2 separate regions of the Mus musculus genome follow, and region 2 is linked to region 1. Evidence: chromatin loops called from intact Hi-C (ENCODE). Cell type or tissue: left cerebral cortex. All regions are shown on one strand. Links, peaks and the distances in the headings refer to the core of each region. The heading gives the core; the rest is flanking DNA.

Region 1 (2,919 bases), core at 311-2,810:
GGGGAAAGGGAGAGGGATTTGTAAGGGTGGGACTGGGAAGAGAGGAGGGAAGGGGACTGTAATTGAGATGTAAAGTGAATAAAAAATAATTATTGGGGGGAAAAAGGAAAGCCAGCTTATTAAGCCTTTTCAAGAAGAGAAGGAGAAGGATCAGTAGCTAGAAATTTTCATGGACTCTTGTGAGGGTCTCAGTTAACCAGAGTCTGTATATGAACACCAGTGTTTATAGAGGTCAAGGAGATGGTGCATCTCATCGATGAGGAAGGGGGAAGACGGGGGCGGAGGGCAAATTCAACTTGAGTGGTTATTCCAGTAAAGGAATTATTTTTAATGTTCAGAGAGATTTCAAAGTTTTTGAGATGTCCTAAGAAGTCTCTGAAAAAGGAAGGTTAAATGAAAACTGGCAAAGGAGCAAATACATTAAGCATTAGGCTGGTGGACACAGGAAACAGAAATTGAAATATCATAATGTCCTAAGCTGACTGACGGCAATTAGGGCAGAGAAAAACTAATGAAAAGGGGAAAAATGTGTTTGTGAAGAGGCCGAAATACAGAATGACAGAGATGAAATTACAATATGAATAGCTGGCTGACCTGGGGCTGCTGGAAAGAATCATTAGCTTTGGCTAAATGAATGTGTTTCTTCTGTGAAAATTAAATAAAGTACCTTAGAGGCATCCTAAGCAGGCTGGAGGCTGGTAGCAATCCTCTTGTTGTTTCATTAATTAACCATGACCACCTTCTCCTAAGCTTCTTTGAACCTTAGTAGACATTATAGATGGATATTTTTTTTTTCTGAGGTGGAGAAAGAAAACCAAGCATAATCATGTCTTTTTGTTCCTTTTAAGTGGAGGTCATTTAAATTTCCTTAAACTTAGGGAAAACATTATCCGGACAAAGATTCCACTTCACACTAAAATAACTCTGCTAACCCAGAGCCCCAGCTTATCCTCTAAATGGTTTCTCTCTGAAGCAAGGCAAATTAAAAACTGCTGAGCCAACGGTAGGAACTAGAGGAAAGGTTGGACTTAATGTATGTTCTGCTCCATGATGTGTGAACTCTCCTATCCCTTGTCTGACTGTCTAGCCAAGGTGTCTCTTAATACTCAAGGATTGCTTTCAAACCAAGTTGATAAGAGACTAAAACCACTCAGTTTTACTTTGGTGGAATTATCTTTTTCCCCTCAAAGTGCCAATGTGAAACAAGTAGCTAGACATCAAATAAACATGGTCCAAATCAATATGTTGTATTTTAACAAATAACATTTTTGTGTGTGTGTGATTCATAGACAGGAAAGTCAGTTACAAAGTTGAGATTTGAGTATAGGGAGGAGAAACCACAGTGTGATTTCACGGCCAAAGAACAAAGCTCTCTTGTTCTTAGGGCCTTAGACCTGTCTGAGAACATGTCCAGCAAATATGTCCAGCAGGTGGCGTTTCACCTCTTAGATTGGTTTTGTAATTACAGAATTCCCATTAATAGGAGACATTTGGGGAAGTGTGCAAAAACCAATAGAAACCCCTTACCAAAAAAAAAAAAAAAAAAAAAAAAAAGGTATTTTAAATCATGTTTTCTAATAGGAGGGAGAACAATAAACATCTTTATTCTTGTGAGAAAATCGAATCCAATCACTTCAGGAGAATTCACAATCTAGAGACTGAAACTGAAGCAGAGCCGACACAGGGAACTGAAAGCCATGTTAAAGATCATTTCGGCGTGTGTTCCTGATTAGTATGCACTTAGTAACATCTCTGGGAACCAGTGTTAGCCACTCTGCCACCTCAATTATCCAATTCAGGCTAAAAGTTTTTGTGACTACAACTTAATGATAGGCCTTACAAAGTATGACCAAGGGTACAAGTTCGATTCCAGAATCAACAAATCAAACCAACCAACCAAAGCCAGCAACAAATCAAAATCACACTGTATTGTGTTTCTGAAGAGCTCCAAGTACAAAGATGGTGCAGCAAGAGACTTATGAAAAATCGGTCCATCTTGTATAGCTGGAGAAAGACACTAACAGATAACCTGAACCACACACTGGACTGTGATGATGTCTATCTAACTGAGGATCAGAATAGATTGTTTCACTCGACAAGGCCAGAGTAGGTCTTGGAAGAAGTAAGGCAAGGCTGTGTGCTTAGGAGGAGGGTTGAGTTCAGAAGCTGGCCAAGGAATCAGGCAAGGCAAAGATAAGGACAAAGAACCAGTGTACCATAAAACAGAAACCATAAATGATATTGTTCGAGAAGTATGCTCCCTCCAGGATTAACCTTGAGTTACACAAGCTGACAGAACCAAAGCACCAGAGGTAAGACTAGGTGATGAGAGCATCCCTGGGTGGGTTAGGAGAGGAACTAGAATCCCAGGGAAGACTGACACACAATCTAAAGTATTTCAACATAACAAAAGGTTTTACTTTGCAGAAGGGTGCTGAGCCTTGATAAATCAAGCAACTTAGCATATTCCGCCAGGATCCCCCTTGGATCTTTTAAAACTAACTGCAGTGGGTCTGTCCTGTGCCTCACTTTGAGAGGCCAGATCTCAGCCCCTCATTTGTATGCAGCCGACTAATTTAATACTATGCAGTTGCTAGGGAGAATGGAACCCAACCACGGATTTTGACTTTTAGGAATATGCTGTCTCAGAAGGGATTTTTGACAAATGGCATCTTTCTATGACTTCTTTAAAGACAATTCTTTCTTTCTTTCTTCCTTTCTTTCTTTCTTTCTTTCTTTCTTCCTTCCTTCCTTCCTTCCTTCCTTCCTTCCTTCCTTCCTTCCTTTCTCTTTCTTTCTTTCTTTCTTTCTTTCTTTCTTTCTTTCTTTCTTTCTTTCTTTCTTTCTTTGTTCCTTCCTTCCTTTCTCTTTCTTTCTTTCTTTCTTTCTTTCTTTCTTTCTTTCTTTCTTTCTTTCTTT
Region 2 (2,919 bases), core at 186-2,685, 310 kb after region 1:
GGTACAGGCAGATGGATTTCTGAGTTCGAGGTCAGCCTGGTCTACAGAATGAGTTCTAGGACAGTCAGGGCTATACAGAGAAACCCTGTCTCGAAAAACAAAACAAAACAAAAACAAAGAACTGAAAAGTGTTAATTGCCTCTATTCTAAAGTTGAGATATATAAGAAACTATGGCCTAAATTGCCCATAAATACAACAAACCAATTACCATCTTAAACAACCTTAGCCTCTTTACTAGAGCCTGGACCAGAACCTCATACAGAAACATCAACCTGAAGTGTCAAACAGTAGGACCTAGCAATCTTTATATGAATAGAGTCAGTTATAACATCTACCAACACTTTCACTACTGTAAAACCCAAACTTACTGAGCTCAGAACATATTTTCTACGTCTACATTTGAAACATTCATGGTTAGTCAACTTAAATAGTAAGTATAACACAAAGCAATTTTGAGACTATTCAATGACAATCACTTCTCCTATTGGCCTAATCCCCAGTCCCCCATTCAAATACTCAAAGAAATCCCTTGTCCTGCAGTCTCCTGATACCACTAAGATGCAGATTCTGAACTTGAGTATTTGATCAACAGGTTTAGCAGTTGGGTATAACTGATTTTAAAAATGTAGTAATAATTTCAAATAAAATCTTGGATGACAATGCAGTAATAAACACAATCACATATAGCATAGCACTAGGTAAAAGTACTGTGTTGCCATAAGTACTAGATTCTCATGATTCAGCTAAATAATGGTTAGAAATTAACATATCACATCAGTTTCCTTCACTAAAGCTTTCTATACTTCTTCTAGGTCATTAAGTTAAAGAATGGGTAACATTCTGAATAAATACTAGAGCCATACTGACTAAAGGAAAAAAACAATTATTTAAACACACAGGATTTCCATAATTTTGATACACTTGGAAGAGTGGGGAAAGTGCCCGACTTCAGAATCATTCCAAGAATGTATATAAAATTGAACACATCAGATTACATCTTCCCCGTATCTACAAAACTCATAAAGAGAACTAGAGGTGAAATCGTTTCTCACCCACTGGTTTTATACTAGCCAAATAATCCCCTCGGGAATGGGCCGTTCCTTTCCAGTAGCTACCACAGAGTTCTTTCCCTCTCCCCACGGCCTAGAACGTCTAAGCCCCGGATGTAGAGTGTGCAAACAAGGAGGGGGCCAGCCAAGGCCAGCATTGGCTGGCGGGAGGGGCTGGTGGGTCATCACACTGGACGCAGCCTTTTAAATCCAAGTCTCCACCACAGAGCAGCTCAGCACAGTTCCAAGGAGTCCCTCACGACTGAAAATTCCACGTGACACAGAAAGAGACACTTAGGAAGGAGCCCAACAGGTGCTCACATTGGGAAAACCTTACATCTACAAAAGGCTCAGGGGGTCACAGACAGGGTAAAAAGCACGCACTGCGCAGCTTTAAAGCTAAAATCAGGGACTACAGGAGGTTGACATAGAAAGGGGGGAAAAAATGCATTGCTTCTGGAAAGACACCACAGCCACTTCCGGGCCCTACCTCTCAGTACTCCACTTCCGGTCTTCTAAAAATTGTGGACGCCAGAGATAAACCGATGCGCCCAATGAGAGAATCCGCTAATACCGTGGTTTGCGAGTCGTCGGCCAAGTCCCACCTCTTCCGGTAACAGAAGCCTATCACGGAGTCTGAATGGTGCGGCATGGGCGGAGGCGCCGCGATAGGTCCAACCGGACCGCTGGAGCGAGCGGGAAGCACAGCGGGCCTGCATCCTCTTCCGCCCCGGCCCGGAAGGGTGATGTGGCTGGACCAGCACCGGCCTCACTATGGTAAGAACCTGGGCTTCCTGGCCGCGGTTGAGTTTCTCGGCGGGGCCGCGGCTCGTGCGGGGCGGCGGGGATGGTGCGGGCGCTGTGGGGCGCGGGAGCCCTGGCGCTAGCGTGATTCTCCGGGGATCCGAGGGTGCACAGGCTGGGAGTCATGCGGCCGCGATGCACATCCCGGAGCATCAGGCCAACAGTCCTAGGAAGAACCCGGGTGGTGGACTCGGCCCCTCGCCAAGAGGCCGACTTGCTGCGTTGTTTAGTGTGGAATTACGGTGGCATTCCACTAAGCCGATTGCCATCTGCTACAAATATCTGGACGGATATACACTTTCAAACGCTGGAGTCTCAGTCTCCCCCTTTCCCCTTTCTTTTATGTGTTCCCTGTGTCACCCAACCTGCATCTTTCTGCAGTAATTAATGGATTGCCGGTTTTCTTAACACTAGATACTACTGCTTCCGTTTTACCTGTGGAATCAATGGCGAGATAGGGCCCCTCCCTCATCGTTTTTTCAATTCTAAAGACACTTCTTTGCAAACGAATGTTTTTAATGATTTTAGTTACTGTCTCGAAGGAACTTGAGCCTTACTCGCAGACCACCACTCACTTTGGGAGTTCCTATGCGTGTTATTATTGATTGTTTAATAGTTTAAACCTCAGAAAACCTTACACTATAAATCACAAATAGCAACAACAACAAAGGTCAGGACAAGGAACAGAAAGCCCCTGAGTAAAGTAAACATTAGTAATTAACTTTTAAAGATCTATGAATGCATCTTTTCAGTAGTCTGGTAAATGCAGGAATCTCCCTTCACTATCACTTCAGTGGGTTTAGAAGCCATTTATAACTATATTTCTAGAGAAAGCTTGTTGTGTTATCATCTCAAAATCAGCCAGGACTCTCCCACCCCCACTAGACCTCAAATTCTACGATTAGAAGATACTGAATTTGAGTCCATTAAAGCCTTTTTTTTTTTTTTTACTTCGTACTGCAGATAGTATATTCTTGGTCAAAAGGATGTTAATAAACAGTTACAGAACTTGAAAAGTTGCTTTCTTGCCTATTTACCGAGAAACAAGTAGAATGACTTTGCTCT

What was found. Peaks named below come from ENCODE experiments on the same cell type or tissue, not always from the same donor. Only the 100,000 strongest peaks of a DNase experiment are listed, where the experiment ranks them.
Region 2: a loop joins it to region 1, with 2.5 times the contacts of the local background. A loop is called at or near these places in 2 of 42 quality-filtered maps.

Annotation. Positions count from the first base shown.
Region 1 is chr13:89,778,016-89,780,934 of GRCm38, forward strand. All of the region lies in intron 1 of Gm4117 (a long non-coding RNA gene), which reads left to right. It overlaps LOC108168105 (a long non-coding RNA gene), which reads right to left and starts at 795. Exons shown (of 3, transcript XR_001781016.2): 1 at 668-795. In left cerebral cortex, for the core only: a CTCF peak has its summit at 1,420 (motif pointing right); a DNase peak (open chromatin) is centred at 1,422.
Region 2 is chr13:90,087,957-90,090,875 of GRCm38, forward strand. Xrcc4 (X-ray repair complementing defective repair in Chinese hamster cells 4) reads right to left here and starts at 1,652. Exons shown (of 8, transcript NM_028012.4): 1 at 1,541-1,652. Tmem167 (transmembrane protein 167) reads left to right here and starts at 1,711. Exons shown (of 4, transcript NM_025335.3): 1 at 1,711-1,827. The coding sequence starts at 1,825. In left cerebral cortex, for the core only: no CTCF peak of the experiment used is centred there; DNase peaks (open chromatin) are centred at 1,189 and 1,667; H3K4me3 peaks cover 1,981 bases; H3K27ac peaks cover 1,340 bases.